Linked DNA regions of Homo sapiens: all the other regions are linked to region 1. A link is an interaction called in ENCODE POLR2A ChIA-PET data of the cell type or tissue named here. Cell type or tissue: PC-9. All regions are shown on one strand. Region 1 overlaps LOC105374080 (a long non-coding RNA gene). Region 2 overlaps MUC13 (mucin 13, cell surface associated). Region 3 overlaps ITGB5 (integrin subunit beta 5).

Region 1 (4,000 bases):
TTTCCATGGGGAATAAAAAGGGTATGCAATAGGTAGATGGCACTAGGAAAAAAAATTAACCTGCAAAAAAAAACTGCCATTTTTCAGATATTTTATTTCTGAGCATAATCTTTGCCTCAACAATTTTATAAGGCTGATGACATTGGTCTATTTTAAGGATGCTTGCTACTTTCTATCCGGCCAACACCAGTGAATCAAGTGCCTATCTCTTCTTTCCCAAAGTTTAACCAGAATGAAGACAAGTTAACTATTCATGTATTAAAGTTGTGGGTTTTCATAAGAGAGAAATAATAACAATTTTTACCATCCCAGAGTGTTCAGAGATCTCACAATTTGCTTATTGCCAAGATGGTGCAATATAATGCAGAAATGATTTTTTTATTTCTTGTTTTTACTCTCAATATGATTTGAATTAAAAAGCATGTGAGAATTCTGGGCTCATCAAAGTATATCAAAACTACCCTGTTATATGTAGTAATTCAACACAGAGAAAAAGCGTCCATTTTCCCTCCATTACTATCTTTCTAACTTGCCAATATTCGGCTTAAATATTTATTTAAAACCCACATGCCAAGAGCTACAAATGGCACCACAAAAGGGATAAAACAGATACAGGATTGCACTAAAGCCTATCAGCTGTGCAGTAACTGTGGTTTGGAGGGACACAGGGGAAGATATGGGGAAAAGGTCAAAACAGGCAAAGACACAAGAATTAAGCATTGGGGTTAACTCTGTTTTACCTTTTCTTTCCTACTTGATTTTTCACGAAGGCAACCATTTTACACTTCCTGAAGAAAAGTATGTAGCTGTGTAAGAACACAGTGTTAAGGTTCAAAGAAGACTAAGACACGTTCTAAGTTCATGAGAAGCTGTAAACTAATGGAGGAGGCCGGGCGCAGTGGCTCATGCCTGTGATCACAGCACCTTGGGAGGTGGGAGGATCGCTTGAGCCCAAGAGTTTGAGGCCAGCCTGAGCAACATAGTGAGACGCCATCTCTACAAAAAATCAAAAAATTAGCTGGGCATGGTGGCACATGGCTGTAGTCCCAGCTATTTGGGAGGCTGAGGTGGGAGGATCACTTGGGCCTGGGAAGTCAAGGCTGCAATGAGCTATGATCACACCATTGCACTCCAGCCTGGGCATACAGAGTAAGACCCTGTGTCAAGAAAAATTTTAAAAATGAAATTAGCCGGGTGTGGTGATGCATGCCTGTGGTCCCAGCTACTTGGTGGGCTGAGGTAGGAGGGTTGCTTGAGTCTGGGCAGTTGAGGCTGCAGTGAGCTATGATCACCATTGCACTCCAGCCTAGGTGACAGAGCAAGACTCTATCTCAAAAAATAAATAAATAAGTAAATAGATAATGTAGCTAGGGTGAGAATGAGCCCTCACTTCTTTCAATTGCTCAATCGTGGTTTTTGAATACCTAGTATGTGTCAGGCAATGAGCTGAGTGTCAGGGATATTCAGTCCATTGAGAAATCCGTACATCTGTTCTTTTATTCATCAAACAAATTGTTATTGAATGTCTGGGACTATACTAAATACCAGAAATACTGTGGTAAATAAAATACTCTTCTAGGCCAGAAGCTTACAACCATCAGTTGGTGGAGTAAAACAGGTGAATAAACTGCTTCACTGCAGGGTGATACATTCTAATATAGAGATGAGCACCGGACGCTGGAGGAGGACACTGGAAGAGGACCTGTGCAGCCCCGGGCCAGGACAGCTTCCCCAACATGACATTTTAGCTGAGACATGAAAGGGGGTGGTACTGGTGGAGTCCTGAGCAGAGGAAGGAGATGGCATATGCAGAGTCCTAGTGCCAAAAGGAGCTCAGTGTGTTCAGGCACCTGCGAGTCATTCCGAATGAATGCATGCAGGAAGTGGTAAAAAAGAAAAAAAAAATGATACTGCAGTGGAAAGCACCAGCAAGCTCCAGAGTGCCTTGTGGACTTAGTTGAGGTATCTGACCTTCCTTTATCCCAAGAACAGTCTTTCCCAAAGTGTGGCTGGATGATAAGAAGATCTTAGATGGTACACAGAATACTATTTTTTTTAATTTTTGTAGTTAATGGGGTGAACACGCATAGAAAATATATAGATAGATAGATATAGATCTATTTCATACATGCAACACATTGCTTATCTTATATTTTTGCTTAGGATGAGGTTGACTGACAAAAGTAATTCAACTGACAGAATACTACCTAGATTATAGTTGGTACATGAACAACCATGAATGACTGACGTTTGGGCAAAAATGCCTGAGGCTGACAGATTGCCATGGAAAGCTTTTATGTAGGGAAGTCACATAAGAATACTTCTAGGTTAGAAAGAGCACTCTGGTTGTGGAGAATAGATAAGGACAGTATTTGCCAAACTTCTGGTTAAGTCACATGAGTGGATTCTGAAATCAAATTTAAAGTTGTGCTGGGTGCAGTTGTGCAACCTGCAATCCCAGCTACTGGGAAAGCTGAGGTGGGAAGATTACTTGAGCCCAGGAGTTCAAGAGCAGCCTGGGCAACACAGTGAGACCCCATCTCAAAAAAAATTTTTTTTTTAATTTTCTTTAAGTTGTAACTGGCAGAGTTTTTTTTCAGTAAAACATAATAGGATACAATAAATATTATCAGACGGCTTCACATACAATCAGATGGCATCACATGTAACAATACTTTTAATTTTACATATGCATCTATAAGCATGTATGCATGTGTGTAAGTGTTACTAGGTTACAGCACAAAATATTTTTCTTACTGTGGGTCAAAGTCAAAGAAAGTTTAAAAGTCACTGGAAACAGACCAATTAGGAGTCTGTTGCAGTATTTTGTTCATTCAATTAGTGTTTATTGAGTACATATTATGTAACAGGTGCTATTCTACGCACTGAGAATATGGCTGGTGAACAAAATTGATAATGTGCCTGATCTCACAACATTTACACTCTGGTGAGGAGAGGATACAATGAGCAAGTAACCAAATAAGTTCCTAAGACAACTTAAGTGAAGTTCTTTAAAAAGCAATAAATCTGAGGGAGAAATGTAGGCTCCACATAGGCTGGTCTCTTCTTTTTTCTTTTCTTTTTTATTTTTGTTCATTGCTGTGTTCCAAGCATAGAGAATAGGAATAGTGCTTAGAACATAATAGCTGCTCAGTAAGTATTCGTTGAATGACTGACTGAATGAATCATTCAATGAAGGCTGCTGTTGGCTTGACTTAGGTAGTTAAAATAGAAATTAAGAGAACTAGATGGATTCAAGATATATTTAAGAGGTAAAATAAATGGGGTTTAGTGAGAAAAGTAGGATTTGGGGGCTAAGAGATAAAAATAAGAGGAATAGTTTCTCTACAACCTACTCTAAAGATAGTAACCAGAGTGATCATGTGATTTCTCCATTGCAAACCCTCCACAGCTTCCTATTGTACTCGGAGTAAAGCCCAGGCTTCTTACAATGGCCAGGAATGCTGTCCATGACCTGGGCTTGGGTGCCTCACTAACCTCATCACTAAAAATCTCCCTCTGTCTCGCTCTGTTCCAGCCACACTGGCCACCTTGCTGTTCCCCAAACCCCCAGTTAAGGCACTGGTCAAGGCATTTGCACTCACTGTCCCCTCTTGAAATGCTCTTCTCCCAAATATTCACATAGCATAGACCTCTCTTTCTTCAAGTGTCTCCTTCTTGGAGAGGTCTATTCTCACCACCTAATGTTACAACTCATGTACTGTGACATACATTCTTCTGCCTGCTCAGTTTTTCCCCACAGCACTTACTGTGAGACGTGTGTATGGGTGTGTGTGTGTGTGTGTGTGTGCAGCACTCTAACATACTATTATAGTCGATTATCCTCATTGTCTGTCTCCCACAGGAATGTCACTATCCATGAGCCTAAAGCAGTTTGGCACATTGTAGGTGCTCCATCAATATTTGTTGAAAAAACAAAGACAACTCTCAGGTTTCTGGTTTGAGCAACCGGGTGATTGTGGCTTACTGAGGCAAGAAA
Region 2 (4,000 bases), 460 kb before region 1:
ATTTGTCGCTCTGTGCTTTTAAGCCTCAGGATATATTTTTGTTGTCTAAATGTTTTTTTCTATACACCTTTTTGACATTTTTTTTTTTTTGAGACAGGGTCTTGCTCTGTCACCAGGCTGGAGTGCGGTGGTGAGATCACGTCTTACTGCAGCCTAGACCTCCTGGGCTCAGCTTATCCTGCCGCCTCAGTCTCCCAAGTAGCTGGGACCACAGGCACGCGCCACCGTGCCCAGCTAAAATTTCATTTTGACTCTCGAATAAATGCAGAAGCCTGAAAATATAGCCAACCTATTTAAGCAATGTTTGCAGCCACCTTGGGTCCTCAGAACAATCAAGAAAAATCCAAAACATGAATCAAATTCCATTTTTAGGCACAATCATCTCAAAAGGGAGCCCAAAAAATGTAATGGGCTTCAGCATTGTAATTTAATATTTTCTACCATAATTCATTTATGATGGGATTTGGTGGGGCGGGGGCGGGGGCGGGGGAGGCGGCAGGGAGTGGCAGTGGAATGTAATAGGGCAGTGAGAAAGGTGTACTTGATAAAAATTATTCTATATTGGTTGAAATATATGGCATAGCTTTGCACTGGGACTAGGAAAGCAAATGCCATCCATAATTTATTCATTAAAAGAATCTACCAGTTTATACACTAATTCAGGAGAGGCAAGACGTTACACCTGTGAAACGGTTAAAGGGAACATTGGAGCCACTGCACACTTGAGTATAAATGACGAGGGCACTAGGCTTGGAGTTAAGACAGGAGGTCCGGACCCTTGTGGCCCGAGACCAGTCAGCTTCTCCAGGCCCGAGTTTCTTCCTCTGTCCAAAGAGAGGTTTTAAAGAGAGAAATTCTGAGGATCCTTCCAATTCCAACATTGCTATAGTAGGAAAGAGCTTGGGGAGTCAGAGGGGAGAGACAATTTGGGGCTGAAAGAGCTTGGGGAGTCAGAGTGGAGAGATAATTTTGGGCTGGAGCCTAAGAAATGCCTTTCTAGGTGAGCCCCAGGTGCATTTGCCCTGCACTGGCCCCTGAGGTGGGGGAAGTAGTTCCCTCCATGCCTCTGAGCTCACAGGTGAAGGTTTGCCTCCAAACACCCTTGGCTCCCTTTTAGTAACTCCTTAAGAATCAAAGGAGTGCCACAGTTTTGGGGATCCCCCAAATGACCTTGTGGGACCAGCTGTCCATCACACTGCAGGGTCCCATATTCTAGAAAGGAAACAGATGATGTTGAAATCAACTATGTGCCAGGCACTGCATACAGGGAATCTTCCAAATTTTATCTCAGTTACTCCTCACAAGGCTCCAGGGAAGTTGATCAGATTATCCCAATTATACAGAGGCAGTGACAAAGGTTCCGAGAGGTTAGAACACCTGCCTGGTCACTCAGGGACAAAGTGCCAAGGCCAGGATTCAAGTACAGGCTTAGCTAACTCCATTCCAATTTCACCATTCCTGTTTGTATCCAGTCATCCCCTACACATGAACTGGCTATTGTCCACTAAACCAAACCTAATTCCCAGAAACAATTCACAGCCCTCCAGCAGCTGTCCGCTGTACACCTCCAGCTTCAGAGCCACTGTGTTTGGGCCCAGCCTGTCTGTTTGCTGCCAGCCTCCCACCATGAAAACTGTGCCTCTTCACTGCCAACCAGACTTGCCCTTCATTCAAGACCAAGCTAGAAATCCATCACTTTTAAAATACCTCTCTGAAATTTTATACACATACTCTCTCTCTCTCTCTTATTCCACCAAAGATTTTTAAAAGTTTTTATTTAGGCTGGGAGTGGTGGCTCACACCTGTAATCCCAGCACTTTGGGAGGCCGAGGCGGGTGGATCACGAGGTCAGGAGTTCGAGACCAGCCTGGCCAACATGGTGAAACCCCGTCTCTACTAAAAATACAAAAATTAGGCTGGGCGTGGTGGTGCACACCCATAATCCCAGCTACTTGGGAGGCTGAGGAAGGAGAATCGCTTGAACCTGGGAGGTGGAGGTTGCAGTGAGCTGATATCACACCAATGCACTCCAGCCTGCATGACAGGAGTGAGATTCCATCTCAAAAAAAAAAAAAAAATGGTTTTTTTTTTTTTTGTAGAGATGTAATGTCACTATGTTGCTCAGGCTGGTCTTGAACTCCTGGCCTCAAGTGATCCTCCCATTTCAGTCTCCCAAAGTGCTAGGATTACAGATGTGAGCCACCATGTCTGGCCTTCACAAAGGATTTGATATGGCTTATAAGGATAAATACAATAGTAAGACTTAAGATGTAAATGGTGCATTGCTACACGAGGGCTGCTTTTCCTACCTAACTTCATCTGTCTTAGAGCATTCTTTCCTCAGCCTAAGTACGTGTGTATTAATGTGCTCCAGAGGAGGCTGAGATGCAATTGCTAATTTCTTGAGAATCTTCTGCCTCTTTGTTTCCCTAAATAGCACCCAGCACTTGCCATTACATATTGAAGTGCTCAATAAGTGCTTGTTCTCACTGCAGAAAGCTCACCACTGACCCTTCTCTAGCCAGGAGTGTGATTTGGGTGTTCTTGTCCCCCTCACACTTGCCATATGAGGGAAGAGATGATCACGGGCCATTCAGTCTCCCCCCGGCCCACTGGAATGCACATTCCAGAGATTGACTAGATATGGTTTGCAGCCATGGGATCAAGACAAACAAAGAGATCCAGATGATGTCCTGGACCATGTGCACAAGTTGTTGCATAGCCAATCACAGACAGAATTTTGCCTTCCCCAGGCCATGCCCTGCCCAGAGTTGGGGTGACATCAGAGGCAGGGCCAAGGCACACAGTCCCCTTTGCAGTGCTCAGACTGAGACTGACCCTCTCCTCTTAACTTGTGACTTGCCACAGAGGGCCTTAATGTTACATGCAGACCTCAAGAGAAGCTCGGAAGTTAGACAGACACACATCTGCCTCCAAAATTGTCCATAACAAACTTACCTTACAGTAAGAATTACAGTCTGTCCATAAACAGATGTGCCAAATACATCTTTAAACTGTGGAGGAAAACAGATTTAATAACAAGTAAAAAAAATTTTTTTTTCACATTTTCTACAAATCAAATGAGGCAGAAAAAAATAATGCTCTATCTAGCTTTTAACAGGATCCAACTGGGTAGAAAATGGACCCTGGGAGACTTCTTAGGGTCTGAGCTGGGACTGCCCCCACAAAGGCTGCTAAGAGGACCTTGAAGAAAGTAAGTTGTCTCTATTTTCCTAACTCTACTCTAATGGTTGCAAGGGAGTTCTGGTGCATCCCTTCTGGATTACAAATCTCCCAGAAACTATAAGAATGCTTCATCCCCTCACTGGTTCCCCCAGGAACATCAAACCCTGACTGAGATCAAGTATCTAATCTGATCTCTGAAGACCGGGGCATAAGGCCTGTAACTGGAGGGGGCTTTTGTGACACTCACACTCAAAGTCAAGTTTGGGGAAAGTAGTGCTAAGTGACCATTGCTCAGTAAAGCCACATGAAGTTCTTCAGGGGTTCCCTGGAAGTAGGACCACATTGATGTTGCTGTCTTCAATGTACTGAAAACATCCGTGCTGGCACATTTGAAAGCAGATCCAAGATGAGAGGGCAAGTCACTGCCAGCTGGCCCACAGGGCAGAGGTGACATGGCAAAGGGACAGAGCAAACTCTGTGAGACAGCAGCCACAGATCCTATCCTAGCGTTGTCACGTACTGGCTGGCTGTGCAGTCGGAAGCACTAGCTCTCTTTGCACCATCTGTAAAATCATTTCCACGATACATTTTTTACATGTTACCAGTTCTAATAGTGATATAATTTCAAATTGAGAGACATTGTCATGGAATAAGACTTCAGCTTTAAAAAAATGTCTCTCCATCTCTACTTCCTTTTTTTTTTCTCCAGGCAGAGTCTCACTCTGTTGCCCAGGCTGGAGTGCAGTGGCATGATCTTGGGTCACTGCAACCTCCACCTCCTGGGTTCAAGAGATTCTCCTGCCTCAGCCTCCTG
Region 3 (4,000 bases), 510 kb before region 1:
AATTCAGAGATCTGTTACCTACCAAACATGAGGGATAAATATCCTTTTGCAGAGAAACAGGTACAGAGGAGCCTCAACCTATAGAAGAGGAGGGGAGACTTCATCTCAACAGGCAAAAATGGCAACCTTTTGTTCCTTGAACAAAAGGAACCCAAGCAAGAAGGATGGGCTTCTAATGGGCCACAACACAACTGCTTGCAGATGCTCCCCATGCTCTATGCTGGAAGAGGTTCCTGTACACAAACAAAGCATTGATCCCTGGTCTCCAGAAATGCCCTTATCAAACTCTCCAAAGGGGAAAAGCAGCAGAATGGCAATAGAAAGTTGAAGTGTCCTTTGCGGCTTTTTTCTTTTTTTTTTTTTTTTTTTTTGAGAGACTGGGTCTCGCTCTGTCGTCTAGGCTGGAGTGCAGTGACGTGATCACCACTCACTGCAGCTTCAACTTCCTAGGCTCAAGCTGTCTCCCCACCTCAGCCTCCCAAGTAGCTGGGACTACAGGCAGGTGCCACCACATCCCACTGATTTTTTACTTTTTTTGTAGAGACCAGGTCTCACTATGTTGCCCAGGCTGGTCTACAACTCCTGGGCTCAAGCAATCCTCTCGCCTCAGCCTCCCAAAGTGCTGGGATTATAGGCGTGAGCCACCATGCCTGGCCTTTTGCTGCTTTTAGTTACTAAGTGGTAATAATATAAAAGAGAAAAGAGAGGTGTTTAAAATTTAGATTGTTTTTAGTTTGTTACAACACTGGTGTTTGCAACTTATTGTAAGCCACCATGCTCACTCACCCCATCATCACTGTTACATGGAGGATAAGATGAGGTCTGCTACTTATTATAATATGTTAACACCTGACTCCATATATATTTTGTTTGTTTGTTTTTGAGATGGAATCTCGCTCTGTCACCTAGGCTGGAGTGCAGTGGTATGATCTCGGCTCACTGCAACTTCTGCCTCCTGGGGTCAAGTGATTCTCATGCCTCAGCCTCCCGAATAGCTGGGACTGCTATGCCTGGCTAATTTTTGTATTTTTAGTAGAGATGGGGTTTCACCATGTTGGCCAGGCTGGTCTTGAACTCCTGAGTTCAAGTGATCCACCCGCTTCAGCCTCCCAAAGTGCTGGGATTACAGGCATGAGCCACCATGCCCAGCTCCCTACATATTTTTTGCTAATCAAGGTCTCTTACCCTGCAGTCAAAGCTAGTGTTCAATGGGTGCTTGGCTGTCCAGCATCACAGCCAGTGCATTCAGGTTCCTCTATGCCAGACCAGACATTACATTATTTGAGTGCCATCCTGCCTACCATTGCTGAAGGCTAAAACTCTAAAAAGGTGAGGGTGATTGTTTTGGGGGAAAAGACAAATTCTTGTTTGTTTCTGAAACAGAGTAGAAGAGTTGAGAAACTGTAGGCCCTTGAACAAAAGGAACCCAAGCAAGAAAGGAGGCCAGCATGCCCAATCCCTGGGATGAAGAGGGAAGAAAACAAACTGGGAAAAAGGCAGAGAGCCCAGGGGAGAAGTGGACACAGGCGGGGAGCTGGCTTCTTGCTAAGGCCGACCTTTCTGGCTGGGATATGGCAGGGCCTGGCCCCCTGACCAGCCACACCTGCAGCTCCAACTTGGCAGAACCCTCAGGGATTTGAGGGGAAGGTAGCTGATGACAACCAAGATGTGTGTTGTGTGCCAGCAACACACTGCCACGTATACTCCCTGCCTGGGGGATGGAGAAATCCCTCTGCCAGCTTTCAATGGACTTATTAATTCACTGAACAAATATTTATGAAGTGTCTACAACAGGCCAATATTATTTCTTTCATTGAATCTGACCACAAGGAGATGTTCTTTAAAGAATCTATAGTTTATGTGAGCTGGATTGAATATTGATTCTTTTCATTTCAGTTGGCCCATCTTGCTTCCCAGCCTCTCACCTGTCTCCCTCCTCATGCTCCTACCTCCAATCCTACTGATGCTTCATTGCTTCTTCTCCACATCCACTTCCCCAGGCAAAGACCGCTCACCCCAGCCCAGACTTCACTAGTCTTCTCCCATGCCCGACCCCATTTCCATGCATCCATGGCCTCACTGTTCTTTTCACTAGTCTTCTCCCATGCCCGACCCCATTTCCATGCATCCATGGCCTCACTGTTCTTCTCCCTGTGGGAATTCAGCTCCACAGTGGTGGCCTTGCCTAACCTGGTCCTTCTCCCGGATTTCACAGCAGCCTGGTACTGCCCACAGCCACACCATTTCACGGAGCCTCGTATTCACACCCTGACAACCTCCCAACTTCTGCAAACCCTAAGTGCAATCTCTCTGTCTGCCTTTGCCTCCTTTCTTGCTTTCCCCAACCCTGCTTTCTGTTCTCACAGGGAGCACTGATCCCTCAGCCTTGCCCACTTCTCCCAAACCACTGTCCTCTTGCGAGTGACACGAGCATAAGCTGCCAGTACACCAAGCCCATTCTCCCTTTCTTCTGGGGCACAAAGCTAGAGCAAGTCTCCCAGTTCTCATTGCAGTTAGGCATTGCCATGTGGCTGGGTTTTAGGCAACAGTGCTAGTAGGAAGAATGTGGGCTACCCCTAGGCCCTGCTTGAAAGCATCCGCACACTCTCCTCCAGGCACATTCCTCATGACAACTGGCTAGGTTGTAAAATTTACAATGTTAGAGGGGAAACAAAATGTCCATTTTAAAAAATGATGGACAAAATAGATCATAAACTGCTGGGATTTGTTGTGTGTTGATATGGTTAGGCTTTGTGTTCCCACCCAAATCTCATGTTGAATTGTAATCCCTATAATTCCCATAATCCTCACATATCAAGGGAGAAACCAAGTGGAGGTAACTGAATCATGGGGGCGGTTTCCCCTATGCTGTTCTCTTGATGGTGAGTGAGTTCTCCTGAGATCTGATAGTTTCATAAGGGGCTCTTCCCCCTTTGCTCAGCACTTCTCCTTCCTGACACCTTGTGAAGAAGGTGCATTGCTTCCCCTTCACCTTCCACCACGGTTGTAAGTTTCCTGAGGCCTCCCCAGCCATGGCGAACTGTGAGTCAATTCAACCCCTTTCCTTTATAAATTACCCAGTCTTGGGTATTTCCTTATAGCAATGTGAGAACAGACTAATACATGTGTCTTAAGCTGTGCTGTACAAACAGCACCATAAGGGCTGAGAAGCAGGCGGCCAAGGCTGTCTAGAACAAGGTAGAGAGTGTGCTGCAGAGAGGCAGGGGCAGCATGGACAGGCCAAGACAGGCAGTGACCCATACATCCTGGTCTCAGAGTAGGGGAGAGTCTGGCGACTCTGGATATGAGGGCAGAAAGTAAGTCTGAAACCCTCAGGTAAAGCATGGTGAGAAAATGAAGGCAAGAGGCCAGGCACAGTGGCTCACTGTCTGTAATCCCAGCACACTGGGAAGCCAAGGTGAGAGGATCACTTGAGCCCAGGAGTTGGAGACCAGCCTGGGCAACATAGTGAGACCTGTTCTCTACCAAAAAAAAAAAAAAAAAAAAAAAAATCAAAAACTTGCCTGGATGTTGTGGAATAGGTCTATAGTCCCAGCTACTCGGGAGGCTAAGGTGGGAGGATCACTTGAGTCTGAGAGATTGAGGCTGCAGTGAGCTATGATCACACCACTGCACTGCAGCCTGGGCAACAGAGTAAGACCCTGTCTCCGAAAATAAATTAACTAAATGATTAAAAATGAAAAAAAAAGTAAACAAAAGCAAGAGAGCCAGGGCTGATGTGACACAGAGCCAACTAAGAGAGAACCAGCAAGAGCACCGTGCAGGGAGTGGTGGGAAAGGACACTGATGGACTCATACATGATACCTGTGGGAGGAGACGTGGCCAGCAGGCATGGAATTAGGTTACAAGGAATGTGAACTGCAGGGATAAGGAATCCTCATGCCCACTTCAAGTACAATAAGGGTAAGTCTTCATGGGATCTGGAGCAGGAGAATCCCCATGGAATGTACCATGGGATTCATCCTCATAGGTTGGGAA

Evidence for each region. ChIA-PET counts read pairs that join two places held together with the same protein. Peaks named below come from ENCODE experiments on the same cell type or tissue, not always from the same donor. Only the 100,000 strongest peaks of a DNase experiment are listed, where the experiment ranks them.
Region 2: POLR2A ChIA-PET joins it to region 1 with 6 read pairs; 3 of 35 experiments call an interaction of 5 or more read pairs at or near these places.
Region 3: POLR2A ChIA-PET joins it to region 1 with 8 read pairs; 2 of 35 experiments call an interaction of 5 or more read pairs at or near these places.

The regions. Positions count from the first base shown.
Region 1 is chr3:125,380,078-125,384,077 of GRCh38, forward strand. LOC105374080 (a long non-coding RNA gene) reads left to right here. Exons shown (of 3, transcript XR_924427.3): 2 at 3,866-4,000. Among named protein-coding and RNA genes, the nearest start is that of ZNF148, 6.8 kb to the left of the region's middle. In PC-9, no CTCF peak of the experiment used is centred here; a DNase peak (open chromatin) is centred at 1,864.
Region 2 is chr3:124,917,276-124,921,275 of GRCh38, forward strand. It overlaps MUC13 (mucin 13, cell surface associated), which reads right to left. Exons shown (of 12, transcript NM_033049.4): 5 at 2,959-3,014. Among named protein-coding and RNA genes, the nearest start is that of MUC13, 15 kb to the right of the region's middle. In PC-9, no CTCF peak of the experiment used is centred here; no DNase peak of the experiment used is centred here.
Region 3 is chr3:124,865,132-124,869,131 of GRCh38, forward strand. The region is part of intron 2 of ITGB5 (integrin subunit beta 5); the gene reads right to left. Among named protein-coding and RNA genes, the nearest start is that of ITGB5, 20 kb to the right of the region's middle. RefSeq lists an enhancer at 3,572-4,000. In PC-9, no CTCF peak of the experiment used is centred here; no DNase peak of the experiment used is centred here.